Regions from separate parts of the Mus musculus genome. Here all the other regions are linked to region 1. The links are chromatin loops, found by intact Hi-C in ENCODE. Cell type or tissue: left cerebral cortex. All regions are shown on one strand.

The links. Hi-C counts contacts between places; a loop is a spot of excess contacts. Peaks named below come from ENCODE experiments on the same cell type or tissue, not always from the same donor. Only the 100,000 strongest peaks of a DNase experiment are listed, where the experiment ranks them.
Region 2: it touches region 1 in a loop (4-fold over the local background); 11 of 42 quality-filtered maps call a loop at or near these places.
Region 3: a loop joins it to region 1, with 4 times the contacts of the local background. A loop is called at or near these places in 11 of 42 quality-filtered maps.

The regions. Positions count from the first base shown.
Region 1 is chr16:91,220,387-91,228,386 of GRCm38, reverse strand. Olig2 (oligodendrocyte transcription factor 2) reads right to left here and starts at 2,837. Exons shown (of 2, transcript NM_016967.2): 1 at 2,734-2,837; 2 at 1-2,042. The coding sequence starts at 1,987. The coding sequence ends at 1,016. In left cerebral cortex, a CTCF peak has its summit at 3,489 (motif pointing left); DNase peaks (open chromatin) are centred at 2,994, 3,423, 5,769, 5,925 and 1 more place; H3K4me3 peaks cover 4,116 bases; H3K27ac peaks cover 2,117 bases.
Region 2 is chr16:91,311,166-91,319,165 of GRCm38, reverse strand. No RefSeq gene overlaps it. Among named protein-coding and RNA genes, the nearest start is that of Olig1, 45 kb to the right of the region's middle. In left cerebral cortex, a CTCF peak has its summit at 4,828 (motif pointing right); a DNase peak (open chromatin) is centred at 4,829.
Region 3 is chr16:91,299,844-91,307,843 of GRCm38, reverse strand. No RefSeq gene overlaps it. Among named protein-coding and RNA genes, the nearest start is that of Olig1, 34 kb to the right of the region's middle. In left cerebral cortex, no CTCF peak of the experiment used is centred here; DNase peaks (open chromatin) are centred at 1,947, 2,153 and 3,502; H3K27ac peaks cover 765 bases.

The DNA of each region.
Region 1 (8,000 bases):
GCGGGCTTAGACGGAGGGGGGAGTCACGTGAACAAAGAGCTTCGCATCGCGCATTTCGTTGATATTATATTTACACACACAAGAAATTATTAAAAACCCAACAGAATACCCCCTCCCAAAAAGCTCAAACTATATTCACAGCAACTTTTTGATGTTGTTCTTTTGTCAAGCCCCCAGGTACCAAAAAACAGCGTCCCCAGTCGGGTAAGAAACCAATTGATGTGTGCTTAGAATGTGTGTTGCGTGAGTGTGTGTGTGCGTGTGTGTGGGGGGAGATCTATTTAAAAATAAGACCCAAAAAGGATTCCGTTCCATATCGGGACTTTTGGGATTATTCCATTCCACAAGTGCTATTTTAAGCGTCTGTAAAGCTTGCTCCTGTGCTCTGAAAAGGAACATTCACAGATTTGTTAGGAAACCACAAATCAACAGGAGAGACAACAGGAGGGAAGGCCACACTTCTGAGACCACAGGACCCTAAGTGCTTCTGATACCCACGCCAGCGTCTACTAACTTAGTGCCTGGCCCTGGGCCAGGGATGAACCTGCAGGGTGAGGCCCAGAGGTCGCTTCTGCAGTGCGGTTCCTGGGAGTCTCCTACCCCGCCTGAAGTGGGGGAAAGAAGTCAAGTGCAGTGCTCTGCGTCTCGTCTAAGCCCAGACAGGGAGTCAATCTTTGTACACCGGAAAGTTAGTTTTTAGACTTCCTGGGGGTGCAGGCAGGAAGTTCCAGGGATGAAAGTACCCGCGCGTTGTGGCCGTTTTGTACAATGGCGCCTCCCAGACCCTTGGAGTGTTCAGCCAAAGAGTCAACCAGGTTCTGGAACGAACGCATCTCTCCATCGCTTCAAATGCTCCCATTGCTTCGGTTCCCATATATTCGACTCCCCATAATCCCCTAGGCCCAGCCCGTGGTCCAGCTCCCCTTCTTGCAACAGAGCCCCGGAGCCCCAGCGCTGGCCTGTCCGCGCTGCTCCGCAGCCCTTGGCTCTCCAGGACGCACCCCCGCTGGCCGGCTCACTTGGCGTCGGAGGTGAGGCGCGGCAAGGTGCCGGCGCCCATAGCCGACACGTGGTGGTGCGGCGGCGGCACCTGGCACATGCTGCAGGGGCACGGCATGCCGCCCCAGTGCTGGAAGCCACCGCTGCCACCGCTGCCTCCACCCCCGCCTCCGAGAGGGGCGGCTGCGGCTGCCGACGGTGACTTGAGCAGGCCGTGCGGAGGCCGGATGGATCCGACCGAGGACAGCCCGGAGCCCGGTAGAGAGGCGCTGGACACCGCTGCGGCGGCGGCGGCTGCGGCGGCGGCGGCGGCTGCGGGAGGGAGGATGGGGTGGTGCACGGCCGGGTGGTGCGCGGCGTGCGCGGCGGCCGCGGGGTGCGCCGTGGCGGTGGGTAGAGGCGCCGAGTGTGCCAGCCCGCCACAGGCCGATGGGTGGAAGCCGGCGTGGTGACCCCCGTAGATCTCGCTCACCAGTCGCTTCATCTCCTCCAGCGAGTTGGTGAGCATGAGGATGTAGTTTCGCGCCAGCAGCAGCGTGGCGATCTTGGAGAGCTTGCGCACCGACGGCCCGTGCGCGTAAGGCATGACCTCCCGCAGGCCGTCCATGGCGATGTTGAGGTCGTGCATGCGCTTGCGTTCGCGGCTGTTGATCTTCAGGCGCAGCTGCTGCAGCTCGGGCTCAGTCATCTGCTTCTTGTCTTTCTTGGTGGAAGACGTGGCCGCCGAGGACGTGGACGAGGAGGTGCTGGAGGAAGATGACTTGAAGCCACCGCCGCCCAGTTTGTCCCCGGGATGCGCGCCTGACGCGCCCATGGCCCCTCGTAGCTCGGAGCTCAGCTCTGGCGGGCAGTCGCTCGGCGTGGACGAGGACACAGTCCCTCCTGTGAAGCCGCTGCTGCTTCCCCCCTTGCTCCGGGCGGGCAGAAAAAGATCATCGGGTTCTGGGGACGATGGGCGACTAGACACCAGGCTGGCGTCCGAGTCCATGGCCCCAGGGATGATCTAAGCTCTCGAATGATCCTTCTTTTTTCAACCTTCCGAACTTGAGGAGAGAACCAGACAGATACACAGACACAGACACACACATACACAGAGACAGACAGACAGACACACAGGGTGTGGAGAAAGAAGTGAGACAATCGCCGTCCCCGCCTGCACGGCAGCTCCAGGAACCCGCAAAGGTGGTTGGCATCTACGCCGCGGCAGTCTGGCCTTCTAGCAGCCCGGGGCATGCAAGTTATCCTAATCTCTCTCCTCCCCACTCATCCACCGGTTACTTTATTTCAGGGACTTCTGGGTGGCCCTCAATGAGGGACATTCTAGAGGTTTTATTTCTTCAGTCCGGCCTGGAATAAATGAGGACTTTTCTCTGGACCGGAGATCTGAATAGAGAAGTATTTTCTATCTGGTGCTCAGACGCATCTGCCTTTAACGCCATCTACACACGCAGCAAACGCCGGCAAGCGTGAACACACGCACTGGCAGCCCGCATTGGATTCACTTTCTAAGCGCTGGTTCTACGACCGCGCGGCTAGCTTGCGGACTCGCAACAGGAGTTATTGGAGCCTGGGATGCTGCGGTGAGTGTAGACACCCAGGCAGTCATTAGTACCTATTGGGGCGGGATCTCGGCCAGTAGGCCAGCACTGTAGGGTGCATCCTAAATCCTAGCCACTTTGGAGAAGTCGGTCTTCGGGGTTTAGGCTGGAGCAGTTAAGGGGCGGGGACACTTACTGTGAATTAGATTTGAGGTGCTCGCTGCGGAGGAGAACCTGGCTCTGGGCGCTGGTGTTGGCTCGGTCTGTAATAAGCATCCACACCTTTCGGGGTTCCGCTGGTTTTTATAGCTGGGTGGAGGCAGCAGCGACGGCGGTGGCGGTGGTCCGGGCGGGGGGCGGGAACAATGTGCTTTTCCTGGAGGGGCAGAGGCGCCAATGAGCTGGGCCGGCCCGAGGGGCTGCGAAGCTGATGTCACCCGGCTAATTCCGCTCAATGAAACCCGCCGGGCCCGGCACACGCCTCCTCTCAGCACACAGCCAATGGGCGCCCGCGGTAGAGAGATTCGCGAGGAGGGATGGGAGGAGGGACCTGGGCAGGGAGAGGAAAGGGCGAGCTGAAGAAGCGGGTGGGCTAGCGGGGCTGCTAAAGAAGTCTGGGGACCCTGGCAGAGAGGGAACGCCTGCAACTTTCAATATAAATATTGTCACTGTAGCGTCAGGCCAGGGTACGGAGTGAGACGGGGAATCTGCAAACTCGTCCGATGGCCAACCAGTTCTATGGCTGAGAATGAACACCGAGGTTGCTTGCCACACCTGGAGTTTTTGCTAGCCCTCCCGCCTCCTCCTGTTTCCCGCTGCCGACCTATCGAGTGATTTTCATCAAACTGTGACCATTTGTGGTTGCATAAGAAAACACTAGCGGCGCAGAAGGCCCCCACTCCCTTAGCTCCTTTCTACTTAGTGGCAGTTGCTGCAGCTTTGGGGACAGGCGGTAGCGCCCCCAGGTGGGGGCATGGCCTTGGAGAGCACGGGGCGGGCAAGGAAGCAGAGAAAGGTTCTTAGCACTCTGGGAAGAAATCGCAATTCATTATAAAGTTTAGATTGTGTAGAAGCTCCGGAGAGCTATTTTCAATACAGTCAAAGCGCCAACGCATCGATGGTTAACGACTTCCACCTCATTCATTTTCAGGGAAACCCAGCCACTGAACTTCCAACATCTTGGTGCCCAAGCCTTGGAGTAGAGGCAACATTATTTGCAAAGAATTATCGGAGGCTCTCCGCTGTGGATGGGAGTTGATACTTGAAACACACTCCTAGCTGCCTTGGGACGTCTTTTATAGGTAGCAGCCTCTCTCTCTCTCTCTCTCTCTCTCTCTCTCTCTCTCTCTCTCTCACACACACACACACACACACACACACACACACACACATACAAAGCTGAGAAACTGGATCTGGGTGAATTGCCTGGGGAAGTCTAGAGATAACTATACACTCACCCATTTTATGGAAGTGAAAACCTAGGAATTGATTTCAGCAAGCCTCCAGGAGAAAATACGGCCAGGCCCATACAGGTGACCCTGCCTACCGTGGATGGATGCGAGCAATTGGCAGTGCCCAAGCATGGGGGCAGTAGGTTGTATCCCCACCCCCAACTGTTTCTCACATCCGGACATTTCCAGCTCAAATGCGTTTTGTTTGTTTGTTGGGATATTTATTTTTTACAGATCTCGGGTGCTACCTCTCCTCCACCCCCCAAACATAAGCGCCAATTCCTTCTCACGGAGTTTTAACGGTCTTTTCTCGTTACTTCTCATTGCTTGGTATTTGAATTCGCATATGTAGTTTTAACAAGCAAGCAGACAAACAGTAATTGGTCTTCTTGTAGCAAAGTCAGAACAGGCATGAAAACTCAGGCGATTGCTCCTCATTTCGTGCTAAGTTCTCCCCCGCCCCCCCCCCTGGGGTCCACCCTCGAGTGTCAGTGGGCTGGCGCGTTTGCCCCTCATCTCGTGCCTTCTGAAGCATTGTTTTCCGACCCGCGTGTTTCCCAGCTGGCTCTGCAGCCATCCGTTAAATATGTATTTAAAACATGAAGAATTGAAGCGTGGTGATAATGTCGCCCAACGGTTATGAGGATGACCCATAACCGTTCAATTAGCAGAATCTGTCACACGGGGCTTGTGGTGGGGATTAGGAGCTTGGGCATGTGAGGACCACTCTTGGGCCTTCGTTGGCAAACCGCAGAGAGGGCGTACGTGGGGGTGAGCTCTGTGGGGCCACCAGCTGGGATGTGGATCTCCAAAGTCCCTAACAAACCTCAGGCGGTACAATATGCGGGAGATAGGTTGCAGCCACCCAGGCTAGTGTGACTGCCCGGAGCATCCGAGCGCCCAGGTTCCTTCTTTTGTTGCGTTCTACTGGTTTGTCTCTTCTGCGTCCGGAAGTCTGCGGGAGAACTGCCTGACATTCTGTACACTTGGTCCAGTAGCTGGAGTTGGAGACCCGGACGAAAGTTGGGGAAACCTTTCTACAGCGGCGAGCCTGGAAAAGGAGCCGGAAGGCAAGAGCGCAGCGCTAGCTGGCTCTGCGTCCCCCACCCCCACCCCCAGCCTTTCCACTTCCCCTAGCCCTGTGGCTAGCGTAGCAGCCTGGTTAGCTAACTAGCTTGTCCCAGCAGTTCCAGGCATCTGGTGGTCCTCACTCTCTAAGTCGGAAGCTTTGACGGGCAGCTCCCAACTGTCTCCTTCTCCTCTCAGCTGCCTTCTCTTCGTCTGAGAGCTGCTTGCCGCCTGAGGGCCATCTGTGTCCCTTGGTCTCTGGCTCTGAGGCAAGTCAGAGGCTGGACACAATTCCGTGCGTCTCCTTTACTCCTCCCACCCCATCGGAAACTAGTCGGGGTTAGCCCCCGCTTGTCCTTCTTGGTCCGAGAGATACTTTTCGCCGGTGTCAGGATCTAGCTCCTGCCTGTGTGTCCTGGGTGGGCCCTAGAGACGCGTTTCCAACCAACACACGCAGCTGGACCAATATGCCTTCCCTGGGAATGGAGAGTTCACTTGCCTAGGCTAATCGGCAGGCCGGGCTCCGGGAGTTCCTGGCTTGCCTAGGCGTCCTGAGCTGTTGGCCTCCTCCTTCAAAACGGAAGACGTGTTTTTCCCTCTCCTTTGTGTTGCCTTTGCACAAAAGGCCGGGTGCGTGTAAGGGCCGGCCTTTGCTCCGCAGCCTGGCGGCCCAGGAGGAGCCAGTGCCAAACCGGCTGGGGCGACTCTCGCGGGGCTCCAGGGCGCAGACCTCCCACCGATTCCCTGGTTCCCTATTTGGTCCTGGCTCTCCCCCTTCCTTTCCCTTCCTTCCTTCCTTCCTTCCTTCCTTCCTTCCTACTAGCATTCAGGCAGCGATTCTGCCTGGCTGCCAAGAAGAGCGGTGTCCTTGCGCAGAATCCTCCCGGGGTGGCGGTGGCAGGCAAGGCTTCTGGCACCGGAGAGTGGGGGTGAGGACTGGAGGTCCGGAAGCCAGAAGGACTGTAGAATGGCAGCTTTGGAGCTCAACCGTGTGCGGTAAGACACTCCAGGAGTCAGAACCCGGCGGAGCTTGGCAAAACTCAGCGTGAAGCCCCAGCCGGACCTCGCCAGGGTTTTGTACGTCTGCCTGCCTGGCTGGCAGGTGGCGTGCATGCGCGCGGTGAATGTTTCCAAAGGCCTTCTCAAGCAATTGTGCAAGGACTAGTAACAGTAAAACAGTGCATCTGTGGGCAAGGATCTATTGGTGTATTCAATAAACAGGTCATTTCTGTACTCCGAATTGTGGGGTGTGAGTGAGCCTTTAGAATGGCAGAGCTGGTGATTGCTTCAAGGTTATCTGAGCTGCGCCCCCCAACACCCCGCCCCCTCCCCCGCACGCGTTCAGCCGGTTTTGACTGGCTCTTTCAGTTACTCTCTAGCTGGCCCTAAAGAGAAGCATCGCTCCCATTTTACAAAGAGAAAACTAAGTCTTGGAGAGACGTGAGCTACTTTCCCAGGTCCCAGCCACCTGCTCTTAATGATCCTGGCCACTGAAATGCATCTCTGTCCTGATCCAAGTTCTTGGTGGGATGACATCCGGGTAGCACTGGACAAGGATGGAAATGAACTTCTGTTGGGCTCAGCACACAAACTGGTTGCCCAGTTCCCCTCTTTGGCGTTGGCATTGAAGGGTCATTGTTCCCATTTTACAGATACCACTGATTAGAAGTCAATGTTGGGGTTGGGTTCCAAGTCCTCCACAGCTTTGTTCTAAACTTCCATTCTCTTCCCTGCTTTTGCCAGGTGTCCAGGAGTTACTTGGCCTCTGCTTCTTTGACCAAAGTCAGGAATGGTTCACTGCTCCGGAGCTAATCTCCTGCCTCCTCAGAATTATTCCAGTGTGTGCGATGTGGAGGTTTAGGTGGGGGAGTCCAGGCTTCCAAGCACTTATGGGAAGCATCCCCCTCCTTTGACAAGTCCTGTGTGCCCTTTTAGTTGTAAAGTGGATTTAGCCAGTGCAGACTGGATTCTAGAGAAGCAACTAGTTTCTGGGAGCAGAGGAGACCCACCCAGGCTAACAAGAGGTGATAATTCCCTCTATTGGGTTTCGTGAATAAGAGGCACTTGTACTATTTCCAGCACCTCCCTGGTAGGGTAGACCCAGGAGCACCCCACATACTGAGGAAGTGGAGCCCATTACCACTGCTTGCCACTCTTCTCTGGCGAGGTGGGGGGTTGGGGGGTGTGGACAAAACCGCAGCAACTGTTGCACCCAGCTGCGGGCTGCAAGTTGCATTTCAGCCCGAGGGGCCCTGACCTCCCTTGCTTCTCCCCCTTTCCACGGACCCATTCTCAGGAGTAGAATGTTCAAGGCTCTTTTCTCACCTTTGTACACAGACTCCTCCTATCCCTTTGTGGTCACCCCACCCCCACCCCACCTTCCTCTGGGGCCCAGCCCTTCCCCCACCCTGAGCTTCAGGTCACCCAGCACTCCCACACTCTCGCCCCTTCTTCCTTTTCCGAGCTCCTTCCGCAGGCTGGAGCTCACTGAGCCCCGCATTCCCGGGATAGAGGTGAGTCAGTACCACTAAGTGGGGGTTAGTGGTGCGATGGCCACACTGAGTTTTATGCACGCGCCACATAGACAACAGCGTTAACTAGGTTTCCCCCATCTAGTTAACCTAGTTCCCAAGAGATTTAATGAGGTCTAAGGTTGCCCCTCGGATCACGGGGTGGGAGGTGGGGGGGGGGGCGCGAAGCTGGGAGTTGCAGCATCTCCCCTTAAGGCAAGTGAAGACCTCGTCAGACCTGAGCTCAACTACCAGGCTCTCCCAAGGCGAAGTGAGCCACCTGCTGTTTCCTCGGAGCCCTGGTCCGGGGAAGCAGAGATGGGTTCAGGCTGCTGCCCCTTGGCTTCAGGCCAAGCCGAACCACTGGGGGTCGCGGGGGGGGGGGCGAAGGGAGACAACGACAATGGACAGGAATGAGATGCAGCTGCGGTGGT
Region 2 (8,000 bases), 91 kb before region 1:
AAACAATGGCCTCCAGGAACTCCACCCTAGAGCTGTCTCCTGGTTAGCCACTGCTTCACAGTCCATGAAGGCCACTTGCCTGCCTCACATTTCCTTCTGTCTGTAAAAAGCTGCTGCTGCTATCCACCGCCTCGTAAAACTGTGGTAAGAATCGAGCACACGTGCGAGTCTCAGTAGAGGCACACTTGGTGGATGTCCTCAGAGCGGGCGCCATAGGAGAGGTCCCCTGAGCATAGCCCCTAAGCACAGGTTAACCCCTTCCCCACAATCCATTTCCCATGATAGTATTCTTCCTTCCTGCCAGATGATATCAAGCCAATGCAGCCACATCCCATGCTAAGTCGGATGAGGGAGCCAATGGATTCTTCTCATAGGTTGACATGAGTCTTCTACAGCAGGCTTTCTGGACCCGAGGCCCTTGTTAGAGATATGATTCGAATGGACTGAGTTTGCGGTTGTGGGGATGACCCTTGCAATGCATCAGTCATGAGCTCTGTCCATCTCTTGGTCACTGTCACATAAACACTCTCGTGAGCTATAACCCTCCATCCCCGCATCGCACAATAGCCAGGAAGCTTTCCTCGGAGGAGGTACAGGGCATAACTTTGTAAAGCTGTAATATTGTTATTTATGAAGCATTTAGCATGTGTGGAGGCCTTGTACATCTTAATTCATTTGCTTTTCATATAAGATCTAATCTCTGGAGTTTTTTTTAATTATGATAAAAAAAATCACTCAATATGAACCTTACCGTGTTAGTCACGTTTAAGTGCATACTTTGGTGGTATTAAGTGCAAGCACATTGTCACGTGACTGCCACCTCTATTCATCTGCAGAATGCTTGTCCTTTGGGGAAACTGAAACTCAGCACCCACGGAATAGTAACCCTGCCTTCTCCCCAGTCCCCACAGATTCCAACAGCTGCCGCTGTCCCTTAATCTCAGTCTCTGTGACTAACTACCTGTAACACTCCTGTGAACAGGATTGTAAAGCACTTGTCTCTTTGTATCTGCCTTAATTCACTTAGCACAGTGTCTTCAAGCCTTGCCCACAGCATTGCTGGAATCAGGCTTCCTTTCCTCCCCCAGGCTGGATAATACCCCATTACATGCACGCACCCTATTGTGTTGACGCATTCATCTGTTGGTAGACACTTGGGTTGCTTCTGTTCTTTATGGATGTTGCTGCTATAAACACAAAAGCCTCTTTGATGTCTCTCGCTTTTCCATTTTCATGTGTGTATGTATGTATGTGTGCATGTATACATGTGTGTATATGTGTACGTGTGCATGTATGCATGTGTGTATACATGCATGTGTATGTGTATATGTGTGCATGTGCACATGTGTGTATGTGCGCGTGTGTATATGTGTGTGCATGTGTGTATGTGTTTCTACATGTGTGTATCTGGGTGGATATGGGATATGTACCTGTGTGCACGTAGAAGTTGCTATCAGGACCATCTTACACTTTATTCATTGAGGCAGGTTTGTCAGTCAACCCAAAGCTCACTGATATGGTTAGTCTTGCTAGTCAGCCTGCTCCAGGCCTCTGTCTTCACCTCCCAAGGCTGAAACTGCAGGTCCATTGCCCCAGCCAGCTGACACTTACATGGGTCCTGGACTGCAGGTCCATTGCCCCAGCCAGCTAACACTTACATGGCTTCTGGGGGACAAACTCTGGTTGTTATTCGTTCACTTTAACCACTGAATGGTCTCCTCAGCCCTAAACTCCTGCTTTTAATTCTTTGGGGACATATAGTCAGAATTAAATTTGCTAGGTCAGATGGTAATTACATTTTTGCACTTGTGTATTTATGTGTATGTACACGCATGTGCCTGTTTGGTGTATGCGGATACATGTGTACGTGTGTTTATGCACATGTGTGTATGTGGAAGCCAGGGGTCAAATTCAGGTGTCATTCATTCCTCAGGCATTGTCCATCTTGCTTTTCTTCCCCTTGTCCTTTTCTTTCTTTTTTTTTTTGCAAGTGTACGTACAGATGTGTTTGCATGTATGCGATGCATGTGTGTGCACTTGACTATAAAGGTCTGACATGGATGTCATGTGTCTTCTTCAATTACTCTGCACTTTATATATTGACTCTGCACTTTATATATTGAGGCAATGCCTCTTGCTGAACATGGAGCTTGACAATTCTGGTTGGCCTAGCGAGCCAGTTTGCCCAGAAGGCTACCCGTCTCTGCCTCCTGCGTGCTGGGACTACAGGTGGCCACCACACCTGCTTGTCATTTACCTGAGTATTGGGGATCTGAACCTCTGATGCATGTAAATCAAGTGGAAACACGTGAAAATACCACATTCTTCATCTTATGTCAGTCACCACTGGAGAATATTAAAGTCAGGTTCCCCTCGATCCCAAAGAAACATTCCGTCTGTGATGCTGACCCTGCCAAAGAGTTACAGCCTGAATCCAGTAACAAAGGATTGTATGGAAATGCCAGACTGTAGAAAGGCCTACAAGATAATTGCCCCTTCATTACCAAGTGTCTGGGTCATGAAAATCAAAACCGTTACGGACTGGAGGAGTCTGAAGGTATGAGAAGACAAGAGAGGAGTCACCCTGGACTGGTGTGTCTGCTGTTAAAGGCTTCACCGAAGCAGCTGGGTGGCATTTGGAGGTTAGATGGTCATAGGCACCAAGGCTAATTTTTTGACAGATGTGTCTTGATTGTGACAGAGGGTTCCTTAGAAGTTACATACTTCAGTGTTTGAAAGTGATAGAGTTCTAATTTGTATTCTATTGCTGTGACAAAAAACCATGACCGAAAGTATCTTGAAGAAGAAAGGATTTATTTCTTCTTATGGTTTACAGTCAATCAAGAAGGGACTGACGCAGAGACTGTGGGGGAATGCTGCTTACTGGCTTGCTCAGCTTGCTCTTCTATATAGCTCAGAATCACCTGTCCAGAGGTGGGACTACCCAAGGTGGCCTGGACACTCTCACATCAATCATCAAACAAGAAAATGGTGCACAGGTTTGCCTACAGGCCAGTCTGACGGAGGCATTTTCTCAGTTACGGTTCTCTCTTCCCTGATGATCTTAGCTCGTATGGACTTGTCTAAAAGCTCCAGCACAGATGGGGTAACACGTGGGCCACTTATCTCTCAATTTATGTTTTTAAAGTTTGTTGTATTAGTCTCACAATTTTCCTGTTCTTGAAATGACTGACAGATTAATATCTTATAAAAATATATGCATCGATGTGCCTCTTCAGAATCCGTGTCCCAAACTCCTAGTAAAGCATGGATTACACAAAACTGTGACTCCCCAGAGAATACGAGGATCCAGGGTACCCCCAGTGGCATTAAAAAGAAGGTTTGCTTTGCCCTAGTGCCAAGGGTTAACGGGACTTGTAATAACAGACATCAGTTTCTCTTCTGTCTCAAATGTATATGAATGGAAAGGGCTCCCTAAAAGTCTAGACATTATGATCCCCAGCTTTGGGGCCAACAAGGGTGCGGGCCTGGAGAAGCTGGTCTCCTCCTGCCTGCAGTCTTGGAACGTGTTGGTGATGTCATAGTCGAAAGATATGGCGTGCACAGTCTCCAGTGTTCTGAGTGTTTAGCTAGACATTACCAGGAACCTTTAAAATACAGAGTGTGGGTTTCTTCCTGCCAGGAACACCAAGTTGACAGTCCAGACTGTCTGTGTTTGAGAGACAGGAAAGCGTCGGGAAGAAGAGGGACAGAGTGCCACAGAGACTTTCTGGGCAAGGCAAAGGGAAGACACCCTGAGAGAACAGCCATTGCTGACTTGAGACTAGGGGTCAATATACTGGCCACATCATTGGGTCTAGGAAGCTTGGCTCAGAACGATCAATTCATCTAACTCATTTCCCAAGTGGGGGCGGGGGGAGAAAGCTGGGTGAGCGTGATACATTTTTTTTTAGTTAGACACATATGGGTTGGATTCAAAAGTAGTCTTCTGGTGGCTGTGTGAAGATTAAATGTATCAACCAACATATAGAAACATTCCAGCATGGTGCTGGGGACAAGAAATATTACACATCCAGGCACATAACAAATATTGGAATAAGAGCAAGGTTAGGAGAGGCAACTTCCTTAGCTGCCTAAAGACCTTAGCCAACCCCACTGTCAAATGCCCAGAACCCAGAGGCACTGCCTGGGGTCACCTTTGTCTCCATCTCTCTGCCTGTGACCTCTTTATTTTATTTGCAATGGCGCTCCTCCCTCCGAGGAATTCCAAGGTTCTTAACAAACTTTAAATTACCCAAGGGAGACAGGTCCTCCCAGGCAAGAGAGCAAAATAAAGTACCTCTACCAAAATAAATTCCCTCCACCTCCAAGTCTGTCTCCCTCTGCGACACCCCCTCGCCTAAAATAACTCAAACACAACCTGTAGCCAGCCAGGACCGAGCTCCTCTGCACACGAATAAAGGGGTTTTGTGGGAAACCCCAGAAAAGCATTTTAAAAAGCCCAGTGCATCTGTTTTTTAGTTACTGCCCCATGCCATACTTAGAATTCAAGTCCCTCTAGCTCACAGAGGAGCAGATTTTCCTTCTGGGATACTGCCAGATCTGCTGTGATCACAGTGTTATCTGTAGTTTATTGGTTTCCCAGGAGACACAGCTCCTCTGAGGACCAGCCTCCCAAAGAGAAACCTGGCTCTGCTGAGATCGATAAGGCAGAGGGGTGGCTAGGACCCTGGAGCTAGGATCGCAAGATCGCCTCCACCGGTTCTGTGTGTTTAAAGTTTCAGGAAGAAAGGGACTCATTTGCTAGTTGTTGGGGTAAGACTGTGATGGAGTCCAAGAAGTCCGTGAGTTTGTAGTGCACTAGCCAGTAAGGGGCGCTGTTGATCGAAAGAACTAGTGGGTGTTGCCCGCGCACAGCGGCTCTTTGCTGGGAAAGAACTGATGAGAGCCTGTAGGCGAACAGGAGTCTTCAGGCCAGAGCCTCGCTCCACCTGAGCAGTTTCTGAATGGAAGCCCATCCCCCGGGGCAGGCTTCCCGCCCGAGGGGCTCCTCTTACCGCGGTGCATCTTAGGTCTTCATTTTTATTTTGTTTTGTTGTTTTTGTTTCTACCCTTTTCTTCTTTTCTTAAAAAAAAAATTGCACATATATTTTGACAGTTTCTCTCCTCTCCCTCAACCCCTCCCAGATCCTTCGAATCCCCCTACCCTTCTGACTTTATGTTCTTTTCTCTGTCTTTAAACAAAAAACGAGACAAGACAAAAAGAAACGCACGCACACAACCCACAAGAAAAGAGAGAAAGAAAGAAAGAAAGAAAGAAAGAAAGGAAGGAAGGAAGGAAGGAAGGAAGAAAGGAAGAAAGAAAGCAAGCAAGCAAAATGGGGCAAAAAACCCTCTTGAGTTCATTTGTCAGCTGACTGCTCCTGGGCAGGAGACCTATACTGAAATTGACTACGTGCTTTGGTTGACAGTTAACTAAATTGTTGGCCAAAGTCTCCAAGTGTGTGTGTGTGTGTGTGTGTGTGTGTGTGTGTGTGTTGGGGTGCTGTCCTAGAGAAAGGGAAAAGAAAAGAACAGATTTTTGAGATGCTGAACTGAACGTCCCATTTGCGATGGGATCTATGGTCATAATTGAATGTTATTGATCACGTGCAGCCCCTTAAGAACGGGCCATCCATTTAGCCTGGGTTTTAGAGAAAACACGGAAATGGCGCTGCGGCCATGTCCCATGCTCATAGTAGAAAGGCCCTTGGACACGCCTGCAGTGAAGGGCTGGCTGTATAAACACAAATAATGATTTAACTACTACTAATAAATATTATCATTATTGAGGCAAGATCTCATGTAGCCAGAATTGCTTCAAACTCACTCCATAGCTAAGGATGGTCTCGACTCTCTAATCCCCCTGCCTCCACATCCCAAGTGTTAGGATCATAGGAGCCCACTATCCACGAAGTGTTTGGACTTGAACACAGGACCTTCTGCATTCTAGGAAAGCACTCAGCCCCCGCACTACATCCTTAAAGCATGTATGCAAATTATTAACAGACAGCCTTGTAGCAAGGCTTACCCCACACTCCGCTGGCGGTATATGAAACAGTGGGGCCTCCTGCTGTTTGCTTGGATTTCTTTCTCTCCCTCAGCGGAGGACAGAATCAAACATGTTTGAAAATAAGGGGTTATTTGCTCTCTCTCTCTCTCTCTCTCTCTCTCTCTCTCTCGCTCTCTCTCTCTCTCTCTCTGTGTGTGTGTGTGTGTGTGTGTGTGTGTGTGTGTATGTGTGTGTGTGTGTGTGTGTGTGTGTGTGTGTGTGTGTGTTTAGTGAGTCCAGTGAGGGAACCCTGGTTTGGAGGGAGAAGTGAACTTTTCAGATCTCAGTGAATGAGTTACAAGGCTGCCTCTCCTTCCTTTGAGCTTTTAGTTAAGATGAGAGTGCCTTATTAATATGTAGATCAGGCTGCCCCTTTGCAAAAAATGAGAGTTATTTTTGATGCTGCATGGGAATCCTTCCCGAGTATCTCCGGGGATAGAAAGTCCAGCTGGCCCTTCTGAGCTCGCCCATAACTCTCCAGATGTCAACAAATCACTGAAAGAGGTCAGAGTGAGAGAAATGAAAGATAATTATTCCAGCCATGGAGAGCTACTTTGAAAGTGAATAGAATCTGTCAGATTGTCTTTTGAAAACAGCAGTTGGCTGCTTGTCTGGCCATATTAAATGGATATACCCAGAACTCAGTGAGGTGGTAGCAGTCAGCTTAAGTTGGTTCGGGGGAGGGCACTGGAAACGGCCATCATTGGGGGTTTCATAGAACAGCCCAAGAATATGAAGATTTCTATTTGTCTCTTTAAAAAAAAAAAAGGAATCTTGTCTTTGAGAATTAGAAGCAATGAGCAGAGGAGTTGTGGTAAATGTGGGGTGGCGGGGGAGTCTTCAAGAACACCCTCATGGACTGGGGTGTGCGCACAGGGGATCCTTGAAGAAAAGATGTTTCACTGTCCTCTGAGATGCCCAACCACAACCAGAGGACTGGAAGACACGGATGCTGGGGAAGGTGGGTACCACCCACATGCTTTTCCATGTGAGACTGTTACCACAGGGAAGCATGCATGGTCTGTGTCCTTTCTGCCATGGTGATCAGCAAGGAGACTTCACAGGGACTCTTCACATCCTGTCAATCATTGTTTCTTTGGTAGGTTGTATACAAGTCCTCCATTTTTTCCTGTCTTTGTGAAATTTTATTTTTGCATTGGTCAATTTTTTTTTCCTGATTGAGTCTATCTACTATTTTGGCCCCTAGGTGAAAATATTTTCTAAATGGCAAACGAGATCAAGAGGATGGAGAAGTAAGGATTGGAGGAGCCCTCTGAGCGTCCATGAAGCACACAGAGGCATGCGGAAGAGCTCGGCAAGCTGGATTTGAACTCACTCTCAGCATTTCCAGTTCCATGACCTTGAGCAAACATAGCTGACCTCTCAATAGAACACAGTCTCCTCTTTAGAGAGTGAAGATAGTAAAACACCCCTCACTTTTTTTTTCTCCCCAGATTAGCAGGTGGGAAAACAGTTTTCAAAGGATAAATGATGATTCACATAGTCTTTTTTTTTTTTTTTTTTTCCGAGACAGGGTTTCTCTGTATACCCCTGGCTGTCCTGGAACTCACTCTGCAGACCAGGCTGGCCTCGAACTCAGAAATCCGCCTGCCTCTGCCTCCCAAGTGCTGGGATTAAAGGCATGCCCCACCATGCCCGGCACATAAAGTCTTAATATTCACAATACCAACCAGACACCAGACACACTGACAAGTTGACTTGGGCCACTCTTGCTGGGAGCTTTACCTTATCATAGAGCTATGGCAAAAAAAAAAAAAAAAAAAAAAAAAAAAAAAAAAAAAAAAGGCTCAGCGATTAAGAGCATTTGCCACTCTTTCAGAGAACATGGGTTCAATTCTCAGTACCCACATGGTGGCTCTCAACCATCAGTAACTCCAGGCAGCCCTCTTCTGACCCTAGGGCGTATATGTGGTATACATACACATAT
Region 3 (8,000 bases), 79 kb before region 1:
TATTTATATACCTGCTAGAAAGTTGGAGAAGAAAAGGGCCAGAACTCAGTTACAATTGTGTAAACATGGCATCTGCACCCATTTTTTTTTTCTACAAAGAATCCTTCCTCATGTCTTAGGTCTGTTTGTGATCTCACAATCAGATCACATGTTGGGGGGAAACCCATTTTCAAATTTCAGCTCTCAAAAACAAACCCAGAAAGACAGAAACAACAAAATCCCCAAACCCAAAGCATTCTTTCTAGAGAGCAGCCTGTCCTGAGGGCAGGAGGGGCTTGGAAAATGCCTGCTGTAAGGACCCTGAGGCTGGGTGTCACTAAAGGCAACGCCCACTCTTAAGAGTCAAACTGTACACATGGATGTATACCTAAGGTGGCAACTGTGTGCATGGCATATCTTAAAAAAACAAAAAAACCCAGCAGTCATAAGAATAAATCTATAGAAAATGTAGTCAAATTCAGCTTCATGCTATATAAAGTCCTACAATAGAAATATAGCTGGACATAAGCCAAATTTCTAATCTAACCAAACAATTTGCCAAATTTTAACAGTGTGAATACATCTACTCTTCTGAAGGGTCAGTGTGCATTTAGATGCATGATGAGTCCTCATTAGGTTATTTTTCTATTAGAATGTTAAAAGTCAACAATTATTGTTAGTGACCGTTTCTTAAACTCTTACTATTTGGCCAGGCATTTGCTGAGAATTTGTCTTCTCATTTTCTAAATGTGTGAAATAAAATAGGTGCTAGCCCTTTTAAATGCTGAGAATAGCTATGAAGTGATTTTCCCAGCTAGCAAATTCTCACGTAATCGTTCAGCCTTTGGAACAGCAGGATGGTGCAGTGGGTAAAAGCCCTGGCTGCCAAGCCTGACAACCTGAGAGTGACCCCCAGAGCCCACATGGTGAGAGAAAAGAACCACACCCTGCAAGCTGACCTCTGACCTCACGTAGCCTCATGCATGTTGTAGGCACACAGGAGCTTGTGCATCTGTACACACGTGCTTGTATATGCACACACGCGCGCGCGCGCGCGCGCGCACACACACACACACACACACACACTCTGAACAAGTGAATGGAGAGGAGAAGGAAGAGAAGGGAGAAGGAAGAGGAGGAGGAGGAGGAAGAGGAAGAAGAAAAAGAAGAAAAGGAAAGAGGAAGAGAAGGAGGAGGAGGAAAAGAAGAAGGAGGGGAAGGAGGAGGAGGAGGAGAAGAAGAAGAGGAAGAAGAAGAAGAAGAAGAAGAAGAAGAAGAAGAAGAAGAAGAAGAAGAAGAAGAAGAAGAAGAAGAAGAAAGAAAGAAAGAAAGAAAGAAAAAAGTTGTTTTTGTTCCTGTTGTCACCTTAGATGGCTCTGGCTATAAACTGGCCCATTTTGCATGAGGAAAGTATTTAGAGATGTTATTTGATGAGACAGTCCTCGTATACGTTGTTTTAAGCCTATGCATAAAACTCAAAACAATATAAACAGGAGTCAGAACTAGGCACATAAGCTGGGCCAGCTTTTGGGTCCATTTGACCTTTTCCATTTCTATAATAAAAACTCCCCATCACATCGACACAAGTGCATTGGTGGCAGAAACTGGATTTGGGTCATTTCTGGAGAATGACACTTCTTTCATTGAAACAGCCCTTCTCTGCAGTGTGTGTGTGTGTGTGTGTGTGTGTGTGTGTGTGTGTGTTTGCCTGCCTCATGAAGCGAGCATTCAGGTGGTACAAGGCTGCTGGTGACTTGTTCAGCTATTTGTGAAGAAGCTGGCAAGCTTGGGCCTTCTCCCTGGCAGGCAAGAGAAAGGCTCGCTTGTTCGTGAAATATCGGCTAAAAGGCTGCTGCAGGTGGGGCCGTCAGTGACATGTTGTTGGAAGCAGAGACCGACTGCAGGTGCCACCTCTGGGACACGGATGTGTGCTTCCTCGGCCTGGGGCCGGAGAAAGAGGACTGCCAACCCCCCAGAAAGAAGCACACTGTTGTCCTCAGGGTGAATGAAAAAGATGTTTCAGTGCTGTGGACGGATCTCGATGGTTTGCACAGAGGACAAAACGTCTCCTATAAAATCCCATTTACATAGTCCTATCTCACTTGGGCTTTTGGTGACCAGATTCAATTGTGCTGGTGTCCCCTGTGCAGTGTGATATCATAGCTTCAGAGGAAGGCTTTATTTAGAGGTCACACTAGTTTGTCCTGGGGATGTAGTCATTTTTTGTGTCACGGACAATGTTTTACTGTGGAGATAGGAGCCAGATGGCTCAGCCACTTGCAGTCCGGGGCGAAACAGTGTCGGTATTGTTGGCGAATAAACAGAATCTATTATCTGCTGCTCATGAAACTGTAGTACCCACCACTGTTTGGAGATGAAGTATTTAACAAATTGTTAGGTCTTGCTTAAAGCTGCTATAACACAGCACCTCAGAAACTAGAAATCTTACATATTCTTAAAAGCAACTGCTGCCTCTGACCGGCTTTCTTCTCTCCCCGCCCCCCTTCCATCCTGAGAGGCCATTCATGCTTACAGTAGTGGAGGCCCTGATTTTTGTTTCTTTCCCACCGCAATCCATATGCTAATATGATCTGTAATCCGTGTGCCCATGCAGTGGGGGAACAACAGCCTCCTCAATTTTCTCACCCCCTCTGAACCAGGCCACCTATTTGTCAATCCCGAGCAGCACAGAGGAGCTTTATAGGGTGTTGTGTGTCACTTGCAGGAGTGGCTTCTTCCCAACACTTTGGATATAGGAGGTGAAGTGTCTGGAGTGGTCTTCTTGCTTGGCAACTCAGTACCCGTCAGGGGGTGAGCTGCCCACACACCTCTCACTATAATAGAGAGGCTTGGGAGAATTGTGAAATGTTAGTTTTTCTTGGAAACCCATGTTTGGTGTTGCCCTCTGCATTTAAACCACTACCAGTCATTTCTTTTCCTTTTCCTTCTTCTTTTCCTTCTTCTTTTCCTCCTCCTCCTCCTCCTCCTCCTCCTCCTCCTCCTCCTCCTCCTCCTTCTCTTCCTCCTCCTCCTCCTCCTCCTCCTCCTCCTCCTCCTCCTCCTCCTCCTCCTCCTCCTCCTCCTTCTTCTTCTTCTTCTTCTTCTTCTTCTTCTTCTTCTTCTTCTTCTTCTTTTGTTTGAGCACACACCTTCCCTTTCTAAGCAGAGCACACTTCCCATTTAACTTGGCCCAGCTGTGGCTGGGTCTATTGCAATGTCAGAAGTATTCATTTCCTGTTTTAATTGCAGCGAAAGCCAACCTTGACTGGCAAGGAGAAAGGCACTGACAGGTTTGGGCTGTGTCCAGACCTCCTCAGACTCTCCGGCAGCCAACTGTTTGACAGTCTATGCAAATACATGCAAATGCAGGGACACTGGCCTGACACCTGCAGAAAGTGACCATCCCCACTCAGGCTTGGCCTCCCCTGTAACTGGGGGCTTTGAAATGCTGCTTGGTTGCTTTCTGTCAGTTTATTATGCATTTGTCAGCAGAACGTCGGGCTGCTGAAAACACCCCTCTTTGTCCCTAGGAGCCGCACAGCTCCGTGTGGTGCCACAAGGGCCGGGATAGTGGCGTGGCTTCTGGCCAGCTCTTGTGAATCCTCCCCTCTGTCCCAAGGCCCAAATGCAGACTCCGAACTCTTGCGGGCTTGCCCACACGGAGGAAGGCCTTCTGTTTCTCTGGATTCGAAGACATAATGGTGGTGGTGGGGCAACAGAGGGGAAGGCCAGCTCCCTGGCAGCTGGAAGTTGGTGACTTTGAGAGAAAATGTGTCCTGGATTTTAAAAAGCCAAAAGCAAGAGATCTGCCCGGGCTGTCAGAGAATCAGAGATGAGGAGAAGGCCTGTTGCCGCGAGTGGGGATCATAGGATCGCCTGCCACACACAGCACCTCCAGACGGCAGGAAGAGTGCCAGGTGGCGGGACTCTCGCGGCCATTGCCGGCAGGCCATCTCGGCTCCCATCTGCTCAGGCCTTCGTTGGCCTCTCACGGTCCTCTAAGAGACGTTGGCACTGGTCGGACAGCTGTTCTTTCTGAGTTCTATGTGAGGGTGTGTAGGTTCAGTGTCACCTTTTTGAAGATAAGTCGGGCAACATCATCATTATGGCCCCGTAGCCGTAGACTGGAACAAGATTTGGATTCCAGTGACTTCTTTCAGTCCTTCTGGGGAGAGAATAAGTTAGGAGTGCCAGACAGCAGCATCCTACAGATCTTCTTAATGTTCGTCAACAGATCTGGAAAGAACACTTGTAACTTTCTTTGTGTGACTGGGCTTTAGCTTTCTCGAGCAACTTATTTGGGAAATGGTTATGCACAACAGAACTTCTGGGATCTGGATAAATGGCTCAGTGGACAAAGTCCTGCCACACAAGCATGGGGACCAGGCTTTGAATCCCTAGAGCTCAGATACGTCCTGTGCACAGTAGCTTGTCTTTAGCCTTAGGCTAGACCCTATTGTGAGATGGTAACATACTATCTAGAAGCCTGTGGGCCAGTTAGCCTGCAGACGGCAGAAGAGGGGTACAGTGTTAAAGTGAATGGTGAGGACTGGCACCCAAGATCGTCTGGAGCAGTCACGCATACACACAAGCAGAAATTTCTAAATCCAGCCGTCCATAGACAGACTGGAAGGAACTTGAAACATGAGTGTGAGCATGCAACACAGATGGGTGTGTGTGCATGTTTATTTGTAAGCATGCATGTGTGTGTGAGTGTGTGTGCCTGCATGTGCGTATAAGTGTGTGAATAAGTGTAAATGTGTGCGTATATATATGTGCATGCATGTATGTGTGTGTGAATGCATGTGCGTGCATGTGTGTGTGGGTGTGTATGAGTGTGTGTGTGCTTTGGAGGGTGGGAACCTGAATATGTATAACCTGAACACACTGAGCATAGGAAGAGCTCTGGCAGTGTCTGGCCAATGTCTGGTATTGCTTATAGTCAGTGGTCTTGGGGCTGGGCTACAGCTCAAAATAGATGATTTCTGGCGTAAAGATCCCCTTGCCATTCGTACAGTTTAAATCCACCAAATGATCAACTCATTCCTCCTTGTCTGTTAACAAGATGTGGTAAATCCTGGGGAAACTATCAGGAAACATTTTATTATGTGGTCCTCTCCGGCTTCAGGAGGAAAAACCAGCGTGTGCTGCTCTGTAGCCGGGAGAATGGTCCTCCTCTGAGACCCAGAGGATGCAAGCGCCCCCGACTCAGATGTGCAGCTAATGAGAATAAGGCGCTCATTACTTGAAGATTGCATTGTTGATCAACATAATGCTGGTGCCAAATGCTTGGTAAGTCTGTGGGATTTCTAAATGCACAGAGAAAGACATGGGATAAGCTCTATAAACAGCACTGGACAGCTGCTGCTATGGGTAAACTGAGGCACAAAGGCATTGATAAGAATCCACCCAAGGTCCCGGTCACTTTGCAATAGAACCCATTTCTTAGGCACGTGCCTTTTCTTAATACTATCACATAGCATGTGCTATAAGGAAAACTCTAGTGATCCAATAATACCCGCAGAACATGGGTTTGAGGCCTGCATATGGGTGCTGAAGTTAATTTGAATTAGATGGAGGAGTAGATGGGGCGAGCCTGGGACCAGATCCCCAGTTACTCTGAATATCCATGAGATCCATATTGTCTGTGGTTGTCATAACACCGACAAAGAACGAAAGCAGGAATGTCACTGGCTGGCTTTGGGGATGAATTTCACCAGCCCTGGTCCTGGTACAAGGTGGCCAGACCCACTCTTCTGCTCAGGGCCAAGGCAAGCCCCTTGGCGACCAGTCTTGATTGACTAAAAGGAGAGACTTATACCTTACCCAGCTCCAATTCCTAGGGTCTTTCATTTAAATGAGCCCGTGCTTTGCCGTAAATAAAATAGAAATGTCTACGATGGAAAAAAGTTCCACACAAACGCCACTGCTTCCTATCGCCCTAGTTCTTTCTCTTGCGCCCTGCATCTCTTTCTCCTTTTTAGAAACACACTTTGGAGCCCAAGGTGGTTGTGTTTAAGCAGCTTTAATGTCCTTTCAGGGCTCTGCGCAAGGTTGTGGTCACTCAGGCAGCAATAACTTTGAAAAAATGACCCGTCTACACCCAAACAATAACAGAATCCCCCTTTTTATGTTGGAAACGCCCACGGCTTTCTGCGCATCCCCAGACTCCCCACGTAGATGCAACTGTTTGACCAGCCTTCTACTGAACAACTTAATTAAGCAAAAGAAAACGTGTCAGTTTCTGCCAACCTCACAAAAACAGAGCTGTGGGGGTAAAAAGGGTCGGCCGAATTAACCCACATTCCTGAACGGGTTCACTAAAGCGAGGCCTGGCTTTGCGGCAATGCCAAGGGGAGCCGCGCGCGGGATCGCCATTCACATTTATCAAGACATATTGTTCGCCAGATCATACTGAACACAATTAAAGCTGCAGGACCTCGGGGGGCCGAGGCTCGGGGTGAGCTTAGCTTAACTTAAAAAAAAAAAAAGAAAAAGAAAAAAAGAAAAGAAAGAAAGAAAGAAACTTGTCACGACACGGTGCCCACTACTGACACTCTGCACAGTGACGGGGACAAAACAGATTTCGCCCGACCATATGCAAACAGCAAGTTGTTTTTAGTGCCCCCTTTCTACACCCCCTTACCCACCTTCTTCTCTCCCCTTCCACTTCCATGAAAGCACATGCCGTGTGCAAAGAGACTGCATGTTCTGTATGTCATTTGTCTTGGCCAGACCAAACCTGGATTACCACCCCAGCTCAACCCTTTCTTTTTGGTGCTGGGAGGCGGAGAAGAATCCCTTCTTAAAGCCGTCTCTGGAAGCTGGGAAAGCGGAGACCCCAGGAATCCTGCTTTCTAGCCAATTAAATTTAGTTGCACCCCCCCACCCCCCGCCCCTGCGTTTTGAGTTTTCTTCCTTTATGTGAAGCCAGGATGGAGCTTAATGCCCAGTGCTCTGCCCCAACCACCCCATCCGAGCCTCCTGCAGTCTCCAGGAAGAGCGGAGTGTTTCAGCAGTAGCCAAAGGGAATTCAAAAACTTTGCCTGTTCATTGGGGAAAATTTGGATCTGCACCAGTTTGGTATTGAGGCCATCCAATCCTGATGTCTTTACTCCCAGAGATCAGCCCCTATACTCTCTCTCTCTCTCTCTCTCTCTCTCTCTCTCTCTCTCTGTGTGTGTGTGTGTGTGTGTGTGTGTGTGTGTGTGTGTGTGTGTGTGTGTGTGTAGTCCTTGCCTTGTAGGTTATTCTGTAAGTAAAATATCCTACAGTTATTACATGGACCCACACTCCAGGCGGGAGATAAGGACTGAAGCCAGGCTCCCCTGCCTTATTATGCAGGCAAGGAGTTTCTTCAGTCTTCCTGGATTGGAGGGGTCTGTTATGCACCAGGAGCAGTGGGCTCTCCAGCCCCACAGGAGCAGAAGCAGTTCCTGATGGGGATGGCCAAGGGTTTTGGTGACACGAGGTCACACTTGGTCTGGAGGAATTGATGACTGGTATCTATCTACCACAAGGTTTCTTCTGCATGGTCATGTTTCCAACCAACCCATCTCAAGTGCCTGACCATGCAGGGAGATTTTGTTGTCCCTCTTGAGTGCATGTGTTTCAGGGGTGGGAATAGCAAATAACCTTGATGAGATAAGAGGTATAATCTAGCCAGAGGTCAGACAGACGGACGGACCATAGACAGACAGCCAAATGGGGGAAGCAGCAGAGTTGGGTGTGAAAATAGAGGCCACCTGAACACCAGTGATGACTGTAACACACACACTTGGTCAAGCACATGAGCCCACAGAAAGTCTTTTTCCTTGAATTGGTTGAGATAAACACAAAATATGCTTGAAGCAGAAACCATCAGTGAGGAAGCATGCCCTGGGGCCTCAGGGACAATTCTCCCTGCAGTCACCTCAGAGAATTATTTGCCCCTCCGGGTGTGGGTGTCGGTGCAAACACTTCAGGCAAAGGGCACCCAAACCCCAAAATGTGTCATCTGAATTTGACATCTTTTTAAGAGC